Linked DNA regions of Homo sapiens: all the other regions are linked to region 2. The links are chromatin loops, found by intact Hi-C in ENCODE. Cell type or tissue: PC-3. All regions are shown on one strand. Each heading gives the region's core, and the rest is flanking DNA. Links, peaks and the distances in the headings are about the cores only. Region 1 overlaps DYNC1I1 (dynein cytoplasmic 1 intermediate chain 1). Region 2 holds the start of MIR591 (microRNA 591). Region 3 overlaps SLC25A13 (solute carrier family 25 member 13).

Region 1 (8,550 bases), core at 168-8,167, 130 kb after region 2:
AAAATGGTAGGAAAAAGCAAAAGCATGTGCTACACAAGCTCAACTGTCATATTAGCTACTAAACACATATCCCTTCTTTTCTTGATATTATTAACTATAGGTTTTCTAATAAATTCTTAGCAACCACTGCGTCTAAGCAGTTTTGACAAAAAGAAGGCTTATTGCTAAACACCTTAAAAACATTTACCAAGGTAATAAAAGAAATGTCATTCCCTCCTACTGAATGTTTGGGCACAAAAGAGGTATTTTTATAACGCAGTTCATGATTTACCATATCTATAGTGTCCAAAAAAAGCACAATGAAAAGGAAGCATTTTTCCAGTGGTTTGACAACTGTTTGAATCAACGGTTATGCTTTTATTACACTAGTGGCCAACTGCTCACTTTTAAAAGCACAGGAGGGGAGGGAAACTGGGAAAGAGATTGGGGGGAAGGGTAAGTACTCTTTTCTAAAGATATTTTCTAAATATCCTTTTCTGTGCAACTACAGTTAAGTAATTTTTTTCCTGTGCATCAATCTGTAGCCAACTTGGAGGCTACATCCTGAATGCTCTAAACAATTAAGCTTTCCCTTAATTTTTCCTCAAATTTTCACATGTGAATCATTCATTCACCCATCAAATATTTATTGTGTGCCTATTTTGTGCCAGGCACTTTGCTAGACTGGGTTATTGTGTTTTAATAGACAATTGTCAAATAACCACTTTTTGTACAATTCTGTGGATGTGGTCTTCCAAAGGTTAAAAAAGAAGCTGAGGAATGTGATAATCAAGGGAGGGCTGACAATCTGAATTTTTTTTTTTAAGTCACAAGGGTAACTTTTTTTTTTTTTAAATCATACTAGAAGGTGTTCACTTTCTTATTTATTTATTCACTTTGAAAATATTAGTTTATGTTCACTTTCTATCTAAGGGACCTTAATGCTGAGACCAATACAAATAAAAAATTTAATCTGAATTGAGAAACTATTGGTTGACTATTAGGAGAAAGAGCTTAGAAATGGGCCACTGATTTATCTACTAGGTTAAAAGTATGAAATTGCTTTTACAATGTTAGCAGTTTGGATATTTCTTAAATGATAAGTAACTCATGCTTTAAAATTTAAAAGATGTTCTGATAGCTGACATTCTCAAAAATTCATGTAAGCTTTCCTTGAAAGTGAAATATAATGATTCATTCACTTCCTCGCTTTTCAAGTCCGACCTACGTGGTGTATAAATATTTACACAGGAAACATGAATAAGCAGATATTTGATTATGTATTATATTTTAGATATGCCAACAGTAGCACACATACACATGTAAGAAACAACTCCATTCTGTACAGGCCCGGGTTAATCTCGATTCACAGATGATTGGAGAGACTTCACATTTAGCTTTTAAAGCTGTGATTTGAGGCTACTGCTCTAAGCAGCAATTTTTCAAGATAAAATTTAGCAATTTTGAAATTATAGAACTAAACACAATTTTGTCAGCCATAAAAAAATTAACACTATAATTAACAACTGCTTCATAATCCAAACTGCCATTGAAGATGACAGTTTGAAACCACAGAAGAATCATGAAGATGATTAGTTATACAAACTGGTTCTTCTTTCAGAAGGTTTATATTCATAGATCATTTATCACCAAAATGAGAATATATGAACTTCATTGAATTTTGAAATTACTATACACACATTAATTTGCTGTTTATAATATTAGATATTAGGGCTTTCTTTTCATTGAATCAACTACTCCATAATACATGAAGTCATAAGTATTTCTTTTCAATTCAGAAAAAACATTTGCTTGAGAAGATATTAATCCTATAAGTCCATTTTCATATACTAATGCTACCTGAATAAGCACACTATTTATATAATAATTAGTTTAATCATGGTCTTTTACATATATAATTATCAAAGTGAAAGCCACAGCTATTACACGTACTATAAGATGAATACTTACAACATTAATTGGAATTAATTGCGCCTTTTCTTTTTTAAATTAAGCACTTTTCCCAGAAGAAATAAAGTTAATACCAAAATTACAATCATAGATTTTACCCAAAATATTTAATTTCAAATACATATAATTTGTTATGACAAATGAATTAATATATTATTTCAAAGTGGCTTATTTTACATAATTATATTTATTAGCATCTCAAATCTGCCCATGCAAATATATCTTGGTGCCCCTTGACTTAATAGCACAGCATTGGGGCTGTAACACTAAAAATTCAAGTAAAAACTGAAAAATCCAGTTGAAAAGCTTGATGCTTTGTTCTTATGCCATCAACTGCTATCTAGATGTTATCGACAGAACCAGGTATTTGGATTTTCACATTTTATCTGGATGTTTGGTATCACTGGAAGAATTTACGCCTAAGTCTTTTCTTTTTCAAGGAGAGAAAATCAAAGGAAGTATTTGGTATCAGCTAAAGAAAATAATATTGTTTATCCACCTAAGAATAAGCCAGTACTTGCAAAGGCCTTCAAGAATCTAGGAAATTAATGGCCACACTCATTTAATGAGAAACACCAGTGATTCAGATGATCATACCTGGATCTTGCTAAGCTGAGACCAACTGTGCTCTTCTGGAGGCTGCAAAAACCGAGCCATGCAATCAGGTTTGCCTTGCTCAGGGGACAAAGGCCTTCATAAAGCACGGTTATTAAAACTGGCTGATTGCAAATGCAGTTCTTTTTATTAAGGGACTCTTGTTTGAATTAACCTCCCAAATCTAAGTTTAACTTTTCAATTTTGTGTTTCGTATGCCCACTTCCTCAAGGAGGAGAATTATTTATATTCAAGGCACAGGCTGCTTATGGAGAATTGATGTAGGCCCTGTATTACTGGAAAACATGAAGGAGTTCCACAAAGTACACTATTATTGCCTAAGTGTGATTCCCCTTAAAAATCATCATTGTATTGTATTTATTTTGTGTTACTCAAACCCTTTTTAGCTCCCAGTACTTCCAGTTTATCACATGCCACTACATCAAACTACTGTTGAAAGCATAAAAAAATGGCCCATTGAATCTCTTTTTTTTATTCTTATTCTTGCTGGCTATGAAACTATTTGAGGCACTTGTTAACAGTTCTTACATGTAACACCTTGACCATCATTCTAAAATATATTGTGTAGGCCATTCTTCCTGTTGGCGTTACAAATAAACTTTTCTCTCTTGATTTTTCGTTTTGGCTTTAAAATATATTCAAATGGACATTTAAAATCATGTTTTACTTTTTTGGCAGTGTTACATTTGATCTCTCATGTTAACCCACATCTTTCTTTTCCAAGAATTTTTCAAAGCCCATATATCCAATGTCAAATGTATTATACTTATTGAAATTTGTAATGAAATGAATACTATTCTTTTGGCCCCCAAATAGTCGTATCAAACAAGCTATTTGAAATGCTATCAAAGTTCAGAGTTCAAATTTAAAGATTTATGCATATTTTCTTAGGTAACTAGTGAATAGGATACCAAATCAATAAAGCTAGGATAAGATTTGTCCGTCTCTCAAACCATGGTTTTTAAGTTTCCATTTTATTCTTCAAATCCTACTTTGAGCTGAAAATGATTCTGTAATTTTATCATTTGACTACTGTAAAATATAATCAGGGATTTGAAACCTGTGTGAATTTATCACAACTGAAAACAAAATCTTCCCTGGAAGAGGTTAATGGAAAAAGAAATAATAGGAGGTGGAAGATAAACTGCTTCTTTCAAAACTGGAGCTGCAAACAGCATTCTAACTAATTCAGATAAGCAGCAAACATAGTTGTTAGGGGATATTTATGACAGCTGCATCTGTGTGACAGCACTGAAGCCTTAACAATGGCGGTGGGCTTTCTATAAAACACATCTGCAAGAAAGACAGGTAGATAGGCTGGCTATCAATCATCAGGACACGTGAATAATTCTATACATACTGGCCTATGTGCTGTTGAAGTCAGCTCTATATGCATAGAAAAGCTTGCTCTTCAGTAATGGAGACATGGCAATGAGTCGTTTTTATTTTTAATTCTTTAAAATGTGTGTTCATACATCATTTGAAAAAAAATCCAACAATAGCTCTGTTTTCAGGTATATTAATAGTTAATTTTTGACTTATTATCCTACCCATGTTTCATTTAATTGAATGGAATCCTTCCTACAATCCAAAACAAACAAATTGCAAGCCATAGTTTGGAGATTTCTCAAAACTTATTCAGAAGCTAGGCTCATTTTTAATTTTGAATCTCAGAAAATTTAAATGGTGCATGCAACCACTGTCTATGTAAGTAACTTTTGAAGGCACAAATAGAGTAAAAATTATAGCCAAATAATAAAAAGGGGTCTTCTCTGTCTTTTGTCAGATTCAGATTCGCATAACTTCCATTTATGCTAATGGGAGTTCAGCACCTGCTCTGCAAAGAAAATAGACCCCTATCTGTGAAAATAAATGTGTACAGTGTATTTTCCAGATATAATGCTGAAATCAAACAACCAAAAATGTGTGCTATATAAACACAGCATCATGTGACCTACCTGAAAACATTGCTGTTTTATATTTTACCTCTTGAGTCATAGGCTGTGGGATATTACTCATGTCTTTGTCATTTAAATGTAACAAAAAGAAAAAAAAAAGGGAGATGGACAAACTCAGTCTGGTGATTTCAGTGAGCTCATACACAATCCTGTGTTTACCCCTTCAGAAGTTCATAATAAATTGCACCACTAAATCTGGATTCAAGCCACTGTGCTCTCTGCTATCATCTTAAAAGTCATAGAGGATAATTGTACATAATAAGAGAAAGGCATGGTCATGGGGGTACTGAGCTGGGGCTCCCTGCAGCAGCTGCAGCCTCAGCTGGGACAGGAGATGAGGCAGATGACTGTCAGTGACTGGTAACACCAGAGTCCCTTTCTGCAATGCCCTAATCAGGGAGTGCCAGGGCTCACAGGAAGGCAAGACTACCTGGGCTTGAATGGAGATGTTTCCATCAGTGCTCACAGCAGTCTCTCTTCAGGGAGTTCTCAACAATGGTGTGGACAGAGAAAGCCTGTCCCGCTCCACTCCAACTGGGGTAGGCATCTCAGAGATCTTTCCCCAAATTATATTATTAATATATTTTCAGGCAAAATTATGATGTGATCAAAAGAGGGTTGTGGGAGGTGAATTGGGATCTCCAGTACGGCTTTAGCTCTATATGTACCTTGACGTTTATAATGTAGAGTCGTGGCCCTTCTCATTAAACATTTTTAAGTAGTTTTAAGAAACAGGTAATGAGGCAGGGTGCAGTGGCTCAAATCTGTAATCTCAGTACTTTGGGAGGCCGAGGCGAGTGGATCACCTGAGGTCAGGAGTTCGAGACCAGCCTGGCCAACATGGCGAAATCCTGTCTCTACTAAAAATACAAAAATTTGCTGGGTGTTGTGGCATGCGCCTGTAATCCCAGATACTTAGGAGGCTAAGGCAGGAGAATTGCTTGAACCCGGGAGGCAGAAGTGTGCCATTGCACTCCAGCCTGGGCAAGAGCAAAACTCCGTCTCAAAAAAAAAAAAAAAAAGAAAAGAAAAAAAAAGAGAAACAGGTAATGAGAAGATTGTAGTGTGTCCATCCATTTAACTACATTTCTACAGATTTCTCTTTCTTCCTAATGATCTAGGTTAAGGCCTATTTTTTTTTTTTTCTGATTTGCCTCATGAGTGGCATTAAGAGTAACACTCTAGTTGACAGGACCGGCTAATTTGCAGGGTTCAGTGAAAAATGAAAATGTGGCGTTCCTTCCTGACAAATTTTTAACAATTTTAAGACAATGACCCAAGCTCAGGGCTCCCCTAAGCACGGTGCCCTATGCAATTGCACAGGTCCTATACTCTTCAAGACAGCCTCACTTGTGGAACAAGGTCTTGGCAAAAGCTAGCCTACAGGCCCCTCTTTTCTCCCCAGCCTAAAAAAAAATCTCCTCAAATCAACACTGGGAGAATGAATATGAGATGTCTTCCCACAGACATGTATTCAACGTACTGAGGAAAATGGACCAACATTGTGTGCTCTAAAAAACCTACCATCTACTTTTTAATACAGATTGTATTACAAAGCTTATCTAAGAGCATTTTGTCTTCTTTCTAGAGGGTTCTACAAAGCAAGGTTTTCTATCTAAAGGCCAGCATGACTGTGGTTATGAGTTTCGTTTTAATAGGGACCAGGGAACCAATTTTGAATATTGGTAGTGGTGGCAGAGCCTACTGGCAATTTAGTCTTCAATACCTTATTTGTTTCTTCTTGAATAGCTCTTTGCTCGACGACCCTTCCTGCAGTCAGTCATGCACCAGCCTTAGATCAGACCTCTAATTCCAAATGTGCCACCCTGCCATGAAGCATTCCATCTGGCCTTCCGCAGTTTAGGTGATTTGGAAGGCTGAGAAGGTACTTGTCTAGAGGGTGCACTTCTCTTTAAGCACAGTTATGTTCTGTCAGTTCTGGGCTGGTGAACGATCCTATAGTAATCACAGTAATGGCAGCATTTGCCCTTAAGGGATCTACCTCTTTCAGAAGTGGGCTGCAGCTAAGCCTCAGATGTAGGGAAGTCATTTTTCCTTTTAGTACATTGTACCTCTACAGACGAGGTCTTCAGCGATTTAGAATAAAGCTTTGTGGTGACAAAGAGAAACACAAAAGTTCCCCTTCTACCCAAATAAATATAATTTATAAAAATACTTATAAAACCACAGTTAAGGCAATTATTTTGTTAAGTCTGAGTTTTTCTGAGCTATAGATTGCTTTGTATATGATCAAACAATACCTAAAGAACTCTTCAAGTGTATAAGCTTATCCTGATTTTCGGTCATTCAGAGAAGGGCTAGAGATTGTAATATTACCTACTCTCAATAAAATAGTATATCCTTTCTTTTTCTTGGTAGTGAATTTGTAGGGATAAACAGCCCTACAAATTGTTTGGCCTATTATATGTCACAGAGATTTTTCTATAGCCTGTCTAGACTCCAGACAATAGGCGAGACTGGCCTATAGTTGCAGACATTTCTATAGTCTGTAATATCACTTAGAAAAGTAAGGGCAATAACATAAAAATGAAAACCAGCCTGACCTGCCAGTACGATAGTACAAATATGAGTATAACAACACTTTACAATTTAGAAATGATGATAGCATCCTAGAAAGAAATTTTAGCAGCCACATATCAGCCAAAGTAACTTTTGTAAAATCATATTTACTCACAAAATATGTCATATTCAAGTAATTCTGTCCAAAAGCTGTAAAATCACTTTTATTGCAGAAAATTCTGTATATATGTCATATTGTGTTTCCTTATTGCATAGAGACAGTGTGTATGAATGTATGTGTGTGCATATATATAGTGTGTATATATATAACATTTAAGTCAAAATAAAGACTTTCCAAAAGGCCTTTTAAAATATAAAACAGATTGTTAAACTAATCTGTTTTTCAGTCCTTTTAGAATACAACAAAGAGGGATAAAATAATATTGTATACAATCTTAAGTGAGTTAAGGGACGTTATGTGTATGCAAAGGAGATAGAGCAAAGAGTTTTTAAATTTTATCTATTTTCTGCCATTGTATCTCTGAGCATGTCTTCATGTGTATTTCTCTCCCACAATTACACTTGTTATAAACAAAGGAAAGGAAAAGGAAGAAAGGAAGAAAGGAAGAAAAGAAAGAGAGAGAAAAGGCTTTTTTTTTTTTTAACATTCTCCTTTGCTCTTTTTTATTTTTTAGGAAGTGACCAATAAAGAATATCTGTTTTTGTTATTGTTGTTTAGTTTTACTTTGATGAGGGCCATGAGAAAGATACATTAAACATAAAGAATACTCATTTAAGAAAAATACTGCTGTAACACTACTGGCGGTATTTCCGACTCAGAGGGTATTCTCTTTCCCAAAGACTCCAGACTATATCAATAGTCACCAGACCATTTGCATCTTCACCACTGGGGCCAATATTAACAGAGTTTTTGTCACTGTTGGAACTCAGCTTGTGGTATCAGGAGTAGTCAAGGGGATGTTAAATGAAATAGATAACATGCAGTAAAAGCAAGAGATTTTTTTTTTTTACTTAGAATTATGCATCCAGAATAGAAAACTCCCATTTCTAAAGTCATTCGGTTTTTGTTCCTGGCTGAATTTTAAAAAACACCGTCTAGCTTGTTCCAACATAATCAACTATACCATATAGCAGTATATAATATGTCATCAAAAGTTCCATTGTAGAACAAACCATTTAGGATTGCCAAATTTATAGAATGCTGATTGATGAAACCATAAAGAACCCTTCTCAGTGTGATCAGCTAAACCCATCCACCAGGCACTCACAGAGTACTTTCTAGGTCTAGGATGCTATGCATACAAATGTGGTATATTTTCCCCCTGGAATGCAATGTTAGATTCATATTATGCCAAAATAGCATTACATAACGCTCTTATTTTGTTTTGCTTGAAAGTTCAATATTTTCTTTTTCTTTAAGGAAAAAGTTCCTTACCTCACCAGAAATGAAGGTTTTGGTCAACACTTTCTCATACAGTAAAAATAA
Region 2 (8,550 bases), core at 147-8,146:
AATACATTTTTCTGTAACTGAAGTAAATGTAGAGTAACTAACGAATTATTAAAAATACAAAAAGAGCCGGGCGCAGTGGCTCACACCTGTAATCCCAGCACTTTGGGAGGCTGAGGCGGGCGGATCACAAGGTCAAGAGATCGAGACCATCCTGGCCAACACGGTGAAACCCCGTCGCTACTAAAAATACAAAAATTAGCTGGGCATGGTGGCATGTGCCTGTAGTCCCAGCTACTCAGGAGGCTGAGGCAGGAGAATAACTTGAACCCAGGAGGTGGAGGTTGCAGTGAGCCGAGATCGTGCCACCACACTCCAGCCTGGTGACAGAGCAATATTCTGTCTCAAAAATAAATAAACAAAATAAAATACAGAAAGAACTGTTTGGTTGGCTGGCTAGTGAGACCTCTGAAAGGGAATTGGTTCTGATTCTCATGAAGACCAAAATGGAAGAAACTAGTCTACACCCTGTGCCACACTGGGAGGCCTGGGCTGGCTCGCCACTGCAGCTCTGCCAGTTAGCATGGAGTCTGAAAGAAACTGGTCCAGTTTTGCCCTTTATTGGAAACTACAGTGACCTTTTGTCCTTTAATCTTCACTATTGAAATATATTGTAAGTTTAGTAACTATAGAGAAGCGTTTCTTGTTTATGTTAATAAGTGGCATGTGGAAAAGGGCTCTCCTAAGAGAGAATCATAAAGCCTGGAACTTTTAATTTATTAAGGCTCTGAGAAGTCCTGCGGAAAAAATAAATCTATTTAACTTTGTTTAAATTGTAGTTTAGCAAACTTATTATATTTGCACCAACTTTTCTCTTGTGTCTCTCCCACTAAACAAAACCCACAGAACCGGGGCGATTTCTAAGCTAGTTAATTCTTAATTCTAAGCGAGTCCTCAGTTAGTTAATTCTCTGATGTGGATGTAATTGTTTGGAGGGACCCTTTCTGAGTTCAACTTAGATTGTGTCCAGGAACACCTGCTATGATGAAATTGGTGTGCTTTGGGAAAATGGGTAGGCTAGATGACATTAGGAAATGTGTGGAAACACCCACTCAGTCACTTCGATTCAGGTTGCAGAAAATGATGGGAGTTAAAAGTATGGAAATGAGAAGTTTCGAAGTTAAGCACTCAAATTTAATATTAAATATATAAAGCTAGAGGAATGCTGGTATTGGATTGGAAGAAGGCAGACTTTACCCATCATTTTTAAGCTTGCTGGAAAGGAAGGTCATTTGTTACTGTCTTTGTAAAGACACTTCGAAAATGAAATATTCGAAAAGATAGCTGAGGGAGAAGGTGGTGAAGAATCAGAAGAAACGTTACTTGGGGAAAGTTCTTCATTAATATTGGTTCTGATTTTGGTGTTTCACAAAAATAATGTGTCATTTTGATGAAAGAAAAATATTGCCCTGCAGTAGATTTGATTTTATTTTATGAGAGGTAAAGAGGGGGCTGAGTATATTCTCTTATACATGCTTACATCCCAAATAGAGAGTAAGAATTTCGAATAAGAACAGTATGAGTTTTGAAAGTAAATAGTCTCTATGTTGATAAGAATTGTGGCATGCCTGGGTACTGAGTATCTTTTCAGAGATCCTAGAGACTGTCCAGAAACTGTTCCAGTTCATTGGGTCAAAAATCCACTATTTACGAAAAGCTAAATACGGATTTGCACGATTGACCATAATGGCTTCAATTTTGAAAGATAGTAGTATCAGAGAGCACTTCCAGTTGGTGGGATAATTTAAGAATCGCCCGTGCTCAAATGGCTAAAATATTGTACTTTTTGCTACTTCATCACTCCATTTTAAAAATAGAGAGGGGGAGAAAAGAAGGCAGACCTGTTGAGAAGGTGGAAGAATGTCAGTTGGAGAGCAAATCAAAATAACCATGTGAAGCCACTCCTTAGTTAACTACTGCCTGAAGGTTAACTGTTCCTTAGAAGCCTGTCAGGGAGTGGAGAGACTGGACTGGGGGCTGCTGTCCCTGTGTGTGCATGTGCACCTGTGTGTTTGTGTGTGCATGTGTGTGTGTGTATGTGCATGTTCATGTGCATGCATGATGAAGGGTGAAGAGAACTTGTGAGTAGGAAAGAAGGTGTAGAGAACAGAAAGCTAACATAAAATCCTGAAACTTAGAGTCCTAGGAAAATTTGACTATTTTAAACTAACTGTACTGCTTATTTAAAGATAGGAAAATTATACCATTCTTCTTCTGGTATAAGAGAGAGATAAAAATACAGTTTTTCTAAATTGGAAAATTTGCTGTAATCTTGCTGCTAATGACTGATTTCTTCCAACAGTTGCAAGGCAGTTTTTGCTCTGATAGGTTGATAAAGGAAACAAAATCAAGAACATATTGGAAATTCTCAGAGAAAATTACAGTTTAGGTATATGTTGGGGGTGGATACTTAGACATTTTAATTGAAATAAAACAGTTTTATACTAATATGGGATCACTGTGGGTGTACATTTGTAGTACATCTGCTCTTGAAGCATTTAAGTAGGGTTAAATGTATGTTAATGCTTTTGCAAGAAAATTTTCGATAATATCCGTCTAAGGAAACTAGCTTAGGAAATAGGTTTTTGAAAACAATATAGATATTATATTTGCATTTAGAGAGTGAATTAGGACTCTGTAATGCTTTAAGAATTTTAAAACATTAGTTGTATTCTCTAGTGGTAATGAAAGTTAACAATAATTAACACACAGCAGATGATTAAAGCAAGCTTACACATCTGGAGAGTGGCCACAGTCTGCTATATGCCTCTAAACACCATTTTAATTGACCTACTTTTGATATTATGAAAGGCTAATAATGATTTATTCTACCCAGTTGAAAATACTTTTTCTAGCAGATAATTGGAAACATCTCAGTTGGCCCCTCTGTTGATTTAGTTAGTGTGTGTGACAGATGGTTAATATCTTACGCTAAATATCTGCCAGCCTTGAGCCATTTTGTTGTTGTTGTTGACTCACAGTCACTATGATGACTTAAATAGTGTATGAATCTTGAGAATTGATAGATCTGTCAGATTATAGAGGAGGAGGGAGTCTTATCAATGAGGTAGACCATGGGTTCTCATTGTAATAGTGTAGAATGTTGGTTAACTGTGGACTCCCTGGCTCTGTCTCAAATCTACTGATTCATAATTTTTGGGTGTGGGGCTTGGGAATGTGTTTTAAACAAGCTCTCCAAGGGAATGTAGTTCCTACTTCAAATGAACAATGGCTGAGTATAGTTTATGGCTTTCTTTCATGGATGAGGAAACAGGCCCAGAGGGGAAAAGGTGACTAGTTTCATAAGAATCACAACTTTGACTTCTGGCACTAGAAGGATAGGGTTCTTTCCTGAATGCCACATGACCTTAACTCAGGCTAGTTCCATCCCTAAGTACAGAACTGGAAGAGTTTTAAATTAGCCCTAATTTTTACATACACCAATACCACATATGACTTTAGTATAATATTTGGCTCAGCTTGGCTGTGTGTGTGCTTATTTTTTGAAAGATACCTATCACCACTGTACCTACATGTTCAGAATAATAATAATAAAAAGTTTACAGGGGATTATAGAGAACTCAATTTTAATGTGAAGTACTTATGCTCTACTTACTATGTTTTAATGGCAACCATTTTCCCCCTAGAAGTTTCTTGAGCGACTCTGAATTGTAGCCAGAATACGTCTTTCCTCTTCAGACCCTTAGCTGTGATTAATGTAAAAAGGCACTTGTCAAAAGGGTTTGAAATGGCAACCTTGATATTGGAGCATATGGCAGTAGAGATAGGTCTGCATCCACTTACTCCATTATGTTATTTAATGTACGAATTCAACAATTTGTCTTTTGCTCCCTGCTTAAAAGATGATGGCCGTAGAAGCTGGTTGTTAACCATATCAGCAGGGTGGAATATTACTTCCCTTAGAGAAAAACCACAACTTTCTTTGAGGATTTAGCATGCATTAGAAAAAGCATGAAACTGTTCAGAGATAAAATGCTGGGCCTTCAGCAGTCCTCTCTTTGCCTCCAAGAGGGGTTACTTTTATGTTTAACACAAACATCCCTTTTGTGTTTATTGTATTAATGGAATTTTTAAAATCCATGAGAAAGAGAGAGAGATTATGGTTTAGTGTTTGAAATAATATAGCTTGATGAATCTTTTTTATTTTAATGAGAAACTCTTTTTCATAGATATGCTGCTTCAAAAAGTGAATCTTTTAGAAATTAAAATGCATTAATTTAGTTATTCTGTATGGAAACAAAAACATGGAAAGTTAAAATTTGCATAAGTGAAGACCTTGATGATTTCAGATTATAGTGTGGTGGAGGTTAAGGAATAAGAGTCCATAGAATTTGTAAAAACAAATTCAGTCTAACCACTTAATGGCATGTGCAAGTAATTTGCCAATTAAATATCTCTAGTGTCTGAAAGATCTTCAGAGAAAAGAGTGGAGGTTCTTAATCTTTCTTAATTTTATACTTTAAGAAACATAATAGAAAATTACTTAGTTTTTGATCACTTTTCATTCAAAATTTTAGCATATGAGCTCAAGAAAGGATGGATTTTAAATATTTGAGGAAAATTATTGCTTTTTGAGAAATTAAAAACTATGATACTTCCAAATCACACTGTGCTCATTTAAAAAATAGTATTTGTAAATATTTGGTGCCCAGATAATAATTTTCATTATAATTAAGACTTTATACTTTGGAGTTTTATGATTTTGATGGTCACCTACTATGTTTAGAACATTGTACTAGTCATGCTTAACTCCAGAAAAACTGTCTAAGATAGATATTCCCATTTTAAAGATTGAGCGAATTGAGTCAGAGTAAGTAATTTGCCCAGGGTTACTCATTAGTAAGAGGCAGATCTCTGACAGTTCTAGGTGTTTTTTGTTTTTTTTTTTCAGAGAAAGCTTTGTTGAGATATAATTTACCCATTTAAAGTATATAATTCAATGGTTTTTAATATATTCACAGATTTGTACAATTATCACCACATTCAATTGTAGAACATTTTCATCACCCCAACAAGAAACCTCGTACCACACCTTAGCAATCACCACTCCCTTCCATCCAGTCCCTCCATCCCCTGGCAGTTGTTAATCTACTTTTTGTGTATATGGATTTGTCTATTCTAGACATTTCATATAAATGGAATCATAAAATGTGGGCTTTCATGATTGGTTTCTTTTACTTAGCATAATGTTTCCAAGGCTCATCCATGATGTAGCACATATGTTATTCCTTTTTATTGATAAATAATATTTCACTGTGTAGATATAGATAGGTCACATTTTGTTTATTAATCAGTTAACAGGCATAAGAGCTGTTCCCAGTGCTTGGCTATTATGAATAACGTTGCTGTGAACATTCATGTATGTGAGTTTGTATGGGCATATGTTTTCATTTCTCTTGAGTATATACCTGAGAGTGGAATTGCTGAGTCATATTATAATTCTATGTTGAACTTTTTGAGGAACTGCCAGACTGTTTTCCAAAGTGGCCACACCATTTTCTTAAATATATTCCCACCAGCAGTGTTTGAGGGTTGCAGTTCCTTCACATCCTCACCAACACTTCTTATTATCTCTTTTTGATTATAACCATTGTAGCAGGGTGAAGTGGTTATCTCATCATGGTTTTGATTTTCATCTCCCTGATGGCTAATGATGTTTAACATCTTTTCATGTGCCTCTTGGCAATTTTATGCTGTCTCTGGAGCAATGTCTGTTCAGATCCTTTGCCCATTTTTAAATAGGATTATTTGTCCTTTTATTGTATTGTGAGAGTTCTGTGTGTATACTAGGGTTCCTTATCAGATATGTGACTTGCAAAGTTTTTCTCCTAGTCTATAGGCTATTTTATCTTTTTCTTTTCTTTTTTTCTCTCTTTTTTTTAAACTTTTTTATTTTAAGTTCAGGGGTACATGTGCAGGTTCATTATATAGGTAAACTTGTGTCATAGGGGTTTGTCGTACAAATTATTTCATCACTCAGATATTAAGCCTAGTACCCATTAGTTATTTTTCCTGATCCTCTCCCTCCTCCCACCCTTTACCCTCTGGTAGGCCCCACTGTCTCTTGTTCTCCTCTGTGTCCGTGTGTTCTCACCATTTAGCTCCCACTTAAAGTCAGAGCGTACAGTATTTGGTTTTCTGTTCCTGCATTAGTTTGCTAATGATAACGGCCTCCAGCTCCGTCGACGTTCCTGCAAGGGACATGATCTCATTCTTTTTTATGGCTGCATAGTACTCCATGGTGTATATATACCACATTTTTTTTATCCACTCTATCGTTGATAGGCATTTAGGTTGATTCCACCTCTTTGCTATTGTGAATAGTGCTGCAGTGAATGTACACATGCATGTGTCTTTATAATAGAATGATGTATATGCCTTTGGATATATACCCAGTAATGAGATTACTGGGTTGAATGGTATTTCTGTTTTTAGGTCTTTGAGGAATTGCCACACTGTATTCCACAGTGGTTAAACTAATTTACACTCCCACCAACAGTACATAAGTGTTCCTTTTTCTCTGCAACCTCACCAGCATCTGTTATTTTTTGACTTTTTAATAACCATTCTGAGTGGTGTGAGATCGTATCTCATTGTGTTTTAACACTTTCTTTTTTTCTTTTTTTTTTTTCTTTTGAGACAGTCTCTCTCTGTCGCCCAGGCTGGAATGGAATGGCATGATCTCGGCTCACTGCAACCTCCGCCTCAGGGGTTCAAGCAATTCTTCCTGCCTCAGCCTCCTGAGTAGCTGGGATTACAGGCACGTGCCACCATGCCTGGATAATTTTTGTATTTTTAGTAGAGATGGGGTTTTGCCATGTTGCCCAGGCTGGTATCAAACTCCTGACCTCAGGTGATCCGCCCATCTCGGCCTCCCAAAGTGCTGGGATTACAGGCGTGAGCCACCGTGCCTGGCCATTTTAATACTTTCTTAATGGTATCCTTGGAGTATAAAGTTTTAAATTTTGATGAAGTATAATTTATTTTTTTTTCTGTTGCTTGTAGTTTTGGTGTCAACTAAACCATTTCCTAATCCAACATCACAAAAATTATGTCTATATTTTTTTCTAAAATTTTCTTGAAAATATGCCTATATTTTCTTCTAAAACTATTCACGGTTTTAAGTCTTGTAGTTAGGTCTTTGATCCATTATGAGTTAATTTTTGTATACAGGGTGAGATAGGAGCCCAACTTCATTATTTTGCATATGGATATTGTCCCTGCACCAGTTTTTTCTTATTGTCTGTTACCTTTGTTGGAAATCAATTGACTATAAATGTGAGGGTTAATTTTTTTACTCTCAATTTCATTCTGTTGTTCTCTGTGTCTATCTTATACCAGTACTACATAGTCTTGATTACTCTAGCTTTGTAGTAAGCTTGAAATCCAAATTCGTGCCAGGCGTGGTGGATCAAGCCTATAATCCCAGCACTTTGGGAGGCCGAGGTGGGTGGATCACGAGGTCAGGAGTTCGAGACCAGCCTGACCAACATGGTGAAACCCTGTCTCCACTAAAAATACAAAAATTAGCTGGGTGTATCAAAGCGCCTGTAATCCCAGGTACTCAGGAGGCTGAGGCAGGAGAATTGCTTGAACCTGGGAGGCAGAGGTTGCAGTGAGCCAAGATCATGCCACTGTACTCCAGCCTGGGCAACAGAGCAAGACTCCATCTGTTCTTCTTTTTCAAGATTGTTTTGGCTCTTCTGAATTGCTTGAATTTTCATAATGGATTGTTGGATCAGTTTGCCAATTTTTGCAAACAAGCCAACCAGGATTTTGATAGGGATTACATTGAATCTATAGATCATTTTAGGGAGTATTGCCATTTTAAAATTAACTTTGGAGAGTTTTGCCATCTTAACAATATCAAGTCTTTTAATCCGTGAACATGGGATGTGTTTCTATTTATTTAGATTTTCTTTAGTTTCTTTCAATGCTGTTTTGTAGTGTTTAGAGAATCAGTTTTGCACTTATTTTGTTAAATTTATTTCTAAGTATTTTATTGTTTTTGAGGCTACTGTAAATTGAGTTTTTTTAAAATTAATTAATTAATTAATTAATTTTTTTGCAACGGAGTCTCGCCCTGTCACCCAGGCTGGAGTGCAGTGGCACTCCACTCACTGCAAGCTCCGCCTTCCGGGTTCACGCCATTCTCCTGCCTCAGCCTCCTGAGTAGCTGGGATTACAGGTGCCCACCACCATGCCTGGCTAATTTTTGTATTTTTAGTAGAGATGGGGTTTCACCCTGTTGGCCAGGCTGGTCTCGAACTCCTGACCTGAAATGATCCGCCTGCCTGGGCCTCCCAAATGCTGGGATTACAGGCGTGGGCCACTGCGCCTGACCGAGTTGTTTTTTAAATTTCATTTTTGGATTGCTTATTTCAAATATATAGCAATACAGTTGATATTTGTATATTGATTTTTCTGTCTTCCAACCTTGCTAGACTTATTTATTAGTTCTAATAATTTTTTAGTGATTTCTTAGGACTTTTCTGTATATAAGATCTGTGACCCAACTTTTAAAGGTCTCAA
Region 3 (8,550 bases), core at 117-8,116, 86 kb before region 2:
TTGATTCTGAGTTTGAGGATGCCAACATCTTTTCATTGCCTCCCAGCTCAGTTCCAGAAGTGAAAGCTCAGTCCTAGATTCTTTTTTTATGGTGGTTCATGAAGATTTCAGTTAATCCATTTGTGGTGTCCAACAGCAACTTGAGAAGAGCCTGGTCTTGACCTTTGCCCAATTTTCTATTGGTTTATTTGCCTTTTCACATTGATTTGTTCTAAGAGCGCTTGTAAATGAAGAACATTGCCCCTTTGTCCTATCTATTGCAAATTTTGTTGTTGTTTTTCTTCTCAGTTGTTGTTTAACTGATTTATATTCACTTTTTAAATTGTTATGTCAAATATTTATCATTTTTTTCTTTATGGCTTCTGGATTATATGGCTTCTGAGTTTGTCATGTTTGAAATCAGCTTCCCTACTTAACATTACATAAGAAACCACCTGTGCGTTTTTCTAGTACTTTTTGAAATTCTCTCTCTCTCCTTTTAAAGATTAACTCTGATCCAGCTGTAGTTCTTTTGGTATAAGATGAAAGGTAGGGAGCCAGTTTAATTTTTGTTGCTCAACCCCAGGAGTTCGTGACCCTTCACTAGTGCCACATCATCAGCTAGAGAGACCTGCTGCTAATTCAGCCTGAATCTGCTGGTTCAGCCTTCAGAGGAAATCTGATTAGTTCAGAAAGCCAAGATCACCTCCCCACAGGGGTCAGGTATCTGCTGCTGCCTCAATCAGCTAGGCTGCTCTGAATATGAAGAGTAACTGGGAAGCAAGGCGCTGCTAGATTGTCTCAAGTTGTGCTGTTTTCATTCAATTGTTATTCTCTATTCTCTTACTTTTAGCAGATGAGAAAACAAGAGGTCATGCTGCTGGTTAACAGTGGAGTCAGATTTTTTTTTTTTTTTTTTTTGGAGATGGAGTTTCGCTCTTGTTGCCCAGGCTAGAGTGCAGTGGCACGATCTTGGCTCACTGCAACCTCTTGAACCCTGGTTCAAGTGATTCTCCTACCTCAGCCTCCCGAATAGCCGGGATTACAGGCATGTGCCACCGTGCCCGGCTAAATTTTTGTATTTTTAGTAGAGACTGAGTTTCTCCGTGGTGGTCAGGCTGGTCTTGAACTCCTGACCTCAGGTGATCCACCCACCTCAGCCTCCCAAAGTGCTGGGATTACAGGCGTGAGCCACTGCGCCCGGCCGCAGTGGAGTCAGATTTAAATGTTCCATTGCAAAGCTCATGAAATAGGAAACATTCTATGAGGGGAATCTGGTTGGAGAATCCTGGAGGAAGAGGCATTTGACTTAGTCCTTGAAAGAACAGCATCATTTTTTAAACTTCTCATTATGGAAATTTCCCAAAAAGTGCAAAACTGGAATAGTATAATTAACCCTCATCTCCCTATCTAGCCAGTAGTAATCATCAATTTATGTCCTCAATATTGTTTCATTTATGCCATGCCCTCTTTCCTCCTTCCATCCCTACTTTTTTTTTTTTAATTAAATTTTTGTTTTTGGAGACAGGATGTTGCTCTGTCACCCAGGCTGGCGTGCAGTGGCGCGATTATGGCTCACTGCGGTCTCAACCAACAGTCCTCCCACCTCAGCCTCCTGAGTAGTTGGGACTACAGGCACATGCCACCATGCCTGGCTAATTCATCCCCATATGTTTTTCAAAGCAAACTCAGCCATCCTATCTGTAAATATTTTATGTATCTCTAAACAAGATTTCTTCAAAGCACAATCACAATATCATTATTATACTTTAAAAAATTATAATAATTCTTCAATATCTTCAAATAGGTGTTCTGTACACATTGTACACATTTCCCGTATTGTCTTAAAATTTTTTAAATAGTTGTTGAATTGTGATGTATATAAGGTTCATGCATTACAACTGATGTGTCTTAATTTTCTTTATTTTTTTTTTTAAATTACAAAGCTACCTTTATACTTTTAAGCCCCACAGGAATAAAAAACACTGGGAAGGGCTAACCCCCTCACCCCAGGAGTGGCCCATAGGGAGAGAGGCTACCTGAGGGGAAGGAAGTACAAAAGGGACCCACCGCAGACTCATGGCAAAGGGAAGCCATCGGTGCTGGGACCTGTGGTCACTACAGGAGGAAATGCGAGTGTGGTGGGACTGGCTCCAGGCACACAAGTGAAGGGCAAGAGAGATTGGAGTGAAGCCACAAAGCTACTTGGGTTCCTCCTTCTTCTCGTTTGCCTTTTTCTGCTTCTGCTGCATGATCTCCTGAGTCCCTGGGGGTAGAGATGATAGGGCACTAGGAGGTATCAGAGGGCAAAAAGAACAAAATGCAGAGGGATGAAGGGCACAAAAGAGAAGATGGAAGTGGATGGGACTAAGCTCACCGTTTGGCTGCTGTACTCCCATCCTAGGAGAAGAAGAGGAAGAGAGCTGAGGCTCAAAAGGCAATCAGTCTCCATCCTGCAGTTGCCCAAGAGGTCAGAAGTCTGGCCACATAGGCCCAAGGCTCTCTACCGTTTGGCTGCTGTACTCCCATCGTAGGAGAACAAGAGGAAGAGAGCTGAGGCTCAAAAGGCAAGCAGTCTCCATCCTGCAGTTGCCCAAGAGGTCAGAAGTCTGGCCACACAGGCCCAAGGCTCTCTATTCTTACACCAGTAAGAAGGTTGGGAGAAGGGAGGAGAACCGGGAACAGCAAGGAGGGCCAGAAGCACTGGGCTGTCATAACCACAGGTGTATCTGAAATGGGAAGCTCCCTGCCCTTGCCCTGAAGGTCAGACTGGGGGATGCTCAGAAATCAGACTCTTGTGTCCTAATTTTCTTTTGATCTCTGGATTCTCTTGCCTGCTCAATACTGTGCTTTCTTTTCCTCTGAAGGACAGTGTCACATAATGGCTGAAATCATAGATTTGCAATCAAATTAGGGCTCTGCCACTTGCTAACTGTGTGACTTGGGGAAGTTACTCAACCTCTCTGTGCCTCAGTTTCCTCATCTGTAAAATGGACATAACGGTGTCTACTCCTCAGGGCTGTTGAGAGTGTCAGTAAGCTAATGTTTGCAAAGCATTAGAGTCATGTCAAAAGCTGTGGGCTGTGGAATAGGGCCCAGGAGGGCTCACTCAAGTGAGATGGTGTGTCGTCTTTGAGATGAGCCTCCAGCTGTGCAGAGAGCCCCTTTCCTTTTCCTTTTTGCTTCCTTCTGGTTCTTGACGTGCTTCAGTTAGATGAGGTTGATAGCAGGAATTTGGACAGGTAAGGCATATTTAATGGAAGCAACTTCTTTATTGTCCTTTCATTTTTGGCTTCCTCTTCCTCTGTATTTATTAAATTAGCTTTTCTCTCTCAGAAGTGTTTAACTTTTTATGGCATTATCTGGGCTTCAGCAACTTGTGATCTCCTAAGTAGAGCTTTTCAGCACTTTATAAATACGTCATATACTTTTTATATTCCTTTGTTCCCCATCAGGAACATAGCCCCAGTCTTCAGAATAGCACAATCAGTTTTTATTCATTTAAGGAGCAGTAGTAATTTGACACTTGCTAATATGTAACAAATTATATTGGGCGTGGTAATTACAATTGCAGCTGGTTCCTAATTATACTGTAACCTTGATGCTTACAAAAATTGAGACTGAATTCAGCATAAAATACTGGAGAATAATATTCTGCACTAGGCATTTCTGCCTTCTACTGAGCCATGGGCATTTATGAATCATAATGCCAAATTAAAAAGAATTTATTTTAAATTGGTTACAATTACAATGTTGTCCAGTGTCTCCATTCTTAAAGGTAGCTTTAAAGTCCCCCTTTTTGCTTGCTAAACTCTGGGAATATCCTTCAGGTATTATAATTAGTGTCTAAATAACCTGAGCTCAGGGGTCATTTCTGGCTGTGTGATCTACTGGTATTCATTTAAGACTCTTTAGTACCTCAGCTTCTTTATTTGAAAAGTGGGGATATTACTCACTCTTCCCCTTAAAGAGTTTTAATGATACAGTATATAAATGAAATAAGATAAAAAGCCATTAGCATAATGCCTGGCATAGAGTTAAGGACCCAGTAAAAGTTAGCTGGTCATTGTTATCGTTATAATTAATAATAAGTGATCCGGCTCCAAAGACTGCCTCTGTGACCCTCAACTTTAGCAGAATTAGTGTATTAATTCTCCTGCCACTCTGCCTTATGATAGCATGTATCATCATACATTTTGTACCAACCACTTGTCGATAAGTCAGCTTTCCCTGCTTGGGGCAGGGTTTCTGATTTATTGGGTGTTTTCTCCTCGGTGCCTGGCGCTGGGCCTAGTACACTGCAGCTTTCCCATAGGTGATTGTGTTGCATGGATGAGCAAGTAGAGCATCACCATCTAAGGAGTGGTTGTTAGCTGGGGGGTGGGGTAGTTTGGCCCCCAAGAGGATTTCTTTTAGCAACCTCTGGAGACAGTTTCTTGGTTGTTGCAGCTTGTTGGGGAAGGGGTTGCTACTCCCATCTAGCAGGTAGAGGTCAGCTTAATAACAATAATAGTAAAATCCAGAACTAGTATGTTTCAGGCTCTTTTGGCATAACAGAACCCAGCTAAAACACCACCATTCATTCTTAACTGTTATACTCTGCCTCTTAATATCAGAATTTTAATGATGATGGCTTTCTAGTTTATGTTCTACAACAGAGCAGAGTGAAATCTAACATACATCACAACCTACTGAATCCTTCTGATAAACATCTCTAGTGCCTCTGAAATGACTCGCTGATGTAATTACCCAGTGGGTTAACATTTGTGGTGTCTGATACTTTATAAGTCAACTGTTGAGTGAAATGAAGTTTTGCCAGCTGATTACATAGAAATGTTGTGGTTTGAAGAATGCTTAACAGGGCATCTTGTCTTTGTACTAATTTATATTTCAGTAACTTTTCCCATAATGACTGCTCTTCATTTATTAGGTCGTAGGGAAACTGTAGGATGAAGGATGAGTGACTCAGTGGTTTCAATAAAAAATTATTTTCTTAAGTTTGAGATACCTTTTTCTTCTTCTCAAGTTAATGGTAACTGTGGTTTTAGGGAATTCCAAACTTTCTTTTGCAATTACTGATTGTATCAGTCAGGGCTCACTCGCAGAGAACAGAATCTACTCTAGCTGGTTTAAGCAGAGAGAGATTTATTACAGGATATTAAATGGCTTACACAATTTGTTGGGAAGGTAAAGAAACAGACTTGAGGTTGAGCTCTAAAGAATGACGTCTAGAGTCTCAAGCAGAGCAGGCCACCAAGACAGCAGTGACCTCCTGTGCAGTCACAATGCTGCCTGCCAAGTGGAGAGTGTTTCAGGACCATGTGGCCACTGACATGGGAGGGCAGGAGGTTGCCACAGGAAAACTAGACACTTCCAGCAATGGTGCGTGCTTGGCAGAAACAGCAGAAGGTGCCCCCCAACTCCCAAACATTTGCCAAATCTCACTCAATTTCATCTAATTGATGGCACATAGGCCGCATAGCAGCAAGGGAGTCTGGGAATTGTAGTTTCAGCCTTCTAGTGTCTTTAGTATAGGAAGATAAAGAAGGAGGGTGGGCCCCTGCTTCTAAGTGGTTAGGTTACACCCAAGAATACTTTTCTTTGGGATTCAGGGCCATCTACTGCACTATTTCCTCAGGTTCAAAAGACTATGCAGGACTGTTTCTCCTTCTCTCTCCGTTTCCTGCTTGTCACTGCATGCTTATTTACACCCACCCACCCACACACACACCCAGAAGCTTGCTTTTGATGAGCTACCTCTTTGAGTTTGTAGTTCTTATCTAAGGCAAATATTTACTTTATGATAGTAGAATTTTCAGTGTAAGTCTGTGCTTGTCTTGGCTTTCAGATGTTTCAGGTTTGGGAGGGTGACTGGGGAAGTATTGCTGAGGAAGGGCTGTGCTGTACAGTTGGTGACGTAGCAGCTGAGGTTGGGCCTCGGGTCCTAACGCAGTTGTTCTCAGTCCACCCACACATGGTAATTTCTTGAGGGAGCTCTAAAGATATCCATTCTAGAAATTTTCATTTGATTGACCTTTGGTATGGTTTGGGTTTTGTAAAACCTAAAAGCACCTCAGGGGACTTGAATATGCAGCGAGGACTGAGAACCTACATCTTATAATCCGTACATTAAAATTGGACATTATCTAAAGCTGTGGTTCTTAAACTTTAACTGCATCAGGGTCACCTGGAGGGCTTGTTAAATCATAGGGGATTGCTGGGCCTCACCCAGTTTCTGATTCTTTGGGTCTGGGATGGGTGTGATAATTTGTATTTTTAAAAGTTCCCAGGTGATGCTGATGGTCTCCACACTTTGAGAACCATTGGTCTGAAGAGAGTTGCCTATTTTCATTGTAAATGTCAGATTTTTACTGACCTGAAAGACTTTATTCTATATTCAGCACTTCCAGAGAATCTACTTTGTTTCCTGATCTTTGCCAGAGTTGGGGTTGATCTGAGGAGTAAGGTGCCCTCACAGAGATGGTGGTCTCACATCTCTACAGCCTCCCAGTGAAAGAGGAGAGCTTTGCTTTTCTTTGCATTTTATTTTTCAAATTAGCATTTCTTATTTTCGTGTAGGTTTTCTTATATTCTTCCCCACCATCCTCTCTTAGATCTGACAACTATTTTGAATACACCATTCTATACCACTGTGATTTGTTAAAGTAATGAGCCTGCAACTGTGGCTTGATTCCCTTGTAAGAAAGTCTGTTTAAAAAATATTCCTACAGGTAGGAATTTTCTGGTGACCCCCTACCTATGGCTGCTCTAACTCATATTAGGAGAGTGAATTCATTTGTCCTGAAAGATGACTTTTGTATTCTTCTTGCCATGTTCTCCCCTACCCCCTGCCTTTTTAAAAACACCAGTTCTTGAAATTGTGTTATTGTTTTTCTTTTTATTTCTAGGATGTACCTACCTAGTATGTGTTTTGCAAACGCTATTGATGACTTACACAATTATAACCAGTGTTTATCTTGTCAAAAAGTTTTACATATTCAGTGATTCTCAAATTTTGCTCCTGTGGAGCATAGACTCATTGAATCGACCTGAAATTTCCATACTAAATTTAAATAATGATAGACTTTTCCCAGTTTATGGAAGAAACTATGCATAGAGTTTTTCTGTTCCAACATTGCCACTTTCTGGGCCAGGCATGGTGGCTCATGCTTGTAAACCCAGCACTTTGGGAGGCCAAGATGGAAGGATCACTTGAGGCCAGGAGTTTGAGACTAGCTTGAGCAACATAGTGAGACTGTCTCTACAAAAAAATTAAAAAATTAGTGGGGCCTGGTGACACATGCATTTAGCCTCAGCTACTCAGGAGGCTGAGGTGGGAGGATTGCTTGAGCCCAGGAGTGTGAGGCTGCAGTAAGCCATGATCGCACCACTGCACTCCAGCCTGAGTGACACAATGAGACCCCCAACTAAAAAAAAAAAAAACAAAACACCAAAACCCTCTCTTTTTCCCTTAAATTTGGAATCAGAGTAAAATGTTATCAAATTTCAACAAAATTCTTTATCTTGTTAGCAAATAATATTTCATAGTAATCTGTAAAGGACCCCTTTCTTCTTAGTGAATTACTCTGTATGTTTGAAAACCAGTTACTTGATTTAAAATTCTTGATATAAAATTTTTGTTTTAATGTTGGAATCCATTCTTACAAATGCAAATTCAGAAGAAGAATCATAAAGAAAATCAGGCAGTTATAACAATAGTAGCTGTAAATATTTGCATGCTATTAATATATGAGAAAAAAATGTAACAGTGAAAGTAAGCCTTCTGGAAACAATCTAAAGTTTGATGACTCTTCTAAACCCCAAGAATGAACGAAGTCTAATAATTCCAGGCTTCTAAAGCCCAAGAATGAACTAAGTCTAATAATCCCAAGCTTATGTGATGCAAAGTATGCATGCTGGACAGCTGTTCTGAATTGACTTTAAAAGGGTGGCTACATTTCTGTGGCTTCCTTTTTCCAGCTCATAGAACTTCCTGGGTATTGGTTTTGCCACCAGGTAGAATTCATTGAAATACACCTTTAAAAAACTGGTACATCTCATGGTAACTTTGCATTGTCTTCAATTAAGTTGTGTAAGTGTTCTTCATTCATAGCAAATGACACTTAAAACAAGAAGATAGGAATGGGAGGTAGCAGTATAAATGGAAATTCCGAACAGCCACACAGCATTTGACTGGTGAATAATAGATGGAATTACTATAGAGATGAGGCCCAGGAGGCTGGTAGTAATTTTTCTGAATCCATCCCCTGTTGAACCATACTTATCTATCCTTAAATAGAATGTACCAGGACCTGAGCCAAATTTTAGTGGGCCTCAGAGAAATCTTGTGGTGATCATTAACCATTTGCTGTACCTGGAACTCTGGGTTGGGGGTAGGGTAGCTGAGACAATTATCAGTTAGGATGGCCACAATGTTTATTTAGTGGTTTGGTGAGTGTGTTTGAAGACCCATGAGTTTCTCTTCTCTTTTGCTAATTTATCCCTTCTAAATTATGAGCCAGTTTACCCATCATTTAGATTTCTTAAGGAGTAAACATGGTAGAACATAAA

Evidence for each region. A loop is a pair of places that touch in the nucleus more often than their neighbours do. Peaks named below come from ENCODE experiments on the same cell type or tissue, not always from the same donor. Only the 100,000 strongest peaks of a DNase experiment are listed, where the experiment ranks them.
Region 1: a loop joins it to region 2, with 2.8 times the contacts of the local background. A loop is called at or near these places in 2 of 110 quality-filtered maps.
Region 3: a loop joins it to region 2, with 2.2 times the contacts of the local background. A loop is called at or near these places in 4 of 110 quality-filtered maps.

What each region holds. Positions count from the first base shown.
Region 1 is chr7:96,081,438-96,089,987 of GRCh38, reverse strand. The region is part of intron 16 of DYNC1I1 (dynein cytoplasmic 1 intermediate chain 1); the gene reads right to left. Among named protein-coding and RNA genes, the nearest start is that of MIR591, 130 kb to the left of the region's middle. In PC-3, for the core only: no CTCF peak of the experiment used is centred there; DNase peaks (open chromatin) are centred at 1,227 and 4,627; H3K4me3 peaks cover 938 bases; H3K27ac peaks cover 2,801 bases.
Region 2 is chr7:96,214,258-96,222,807 of GRCh38, reverse strand. All of the region lies in intron 4 of SLC25A13 (solute carrier family 25 member 13), which reads left to right. MIR591 (microRNA 591) reads left to right here and starts at 3,052; the gene lies at 3,052-3,146. In PC-3, for the core only: no CTCF peak of the experiment used is centred there; a DNase peak (open chromatin) is centred at 3,227; H3K27ac peaks cover 2,152 bases.
Region 3 is chr7:96,300,505-96,309,054 of GRCh38, reverse strand. The region is part of intron 1 of SLC25A13 (solute carrier family 25 member 13); the gene reads left to right. Among named protein-coding and RNA genes, the nearest start is that of SLC25A13, 17 kb to the left of the region's middle. In PC-3, for the core only: no CTCF peak of the experiment used is centred there; DNase peaks (open chromatin) are centred at 4,264, 4,784, 5,194 and 5,754; H3K4me3 peaks cover 775 bases; H3K27ac peaks cover 3,867 bases.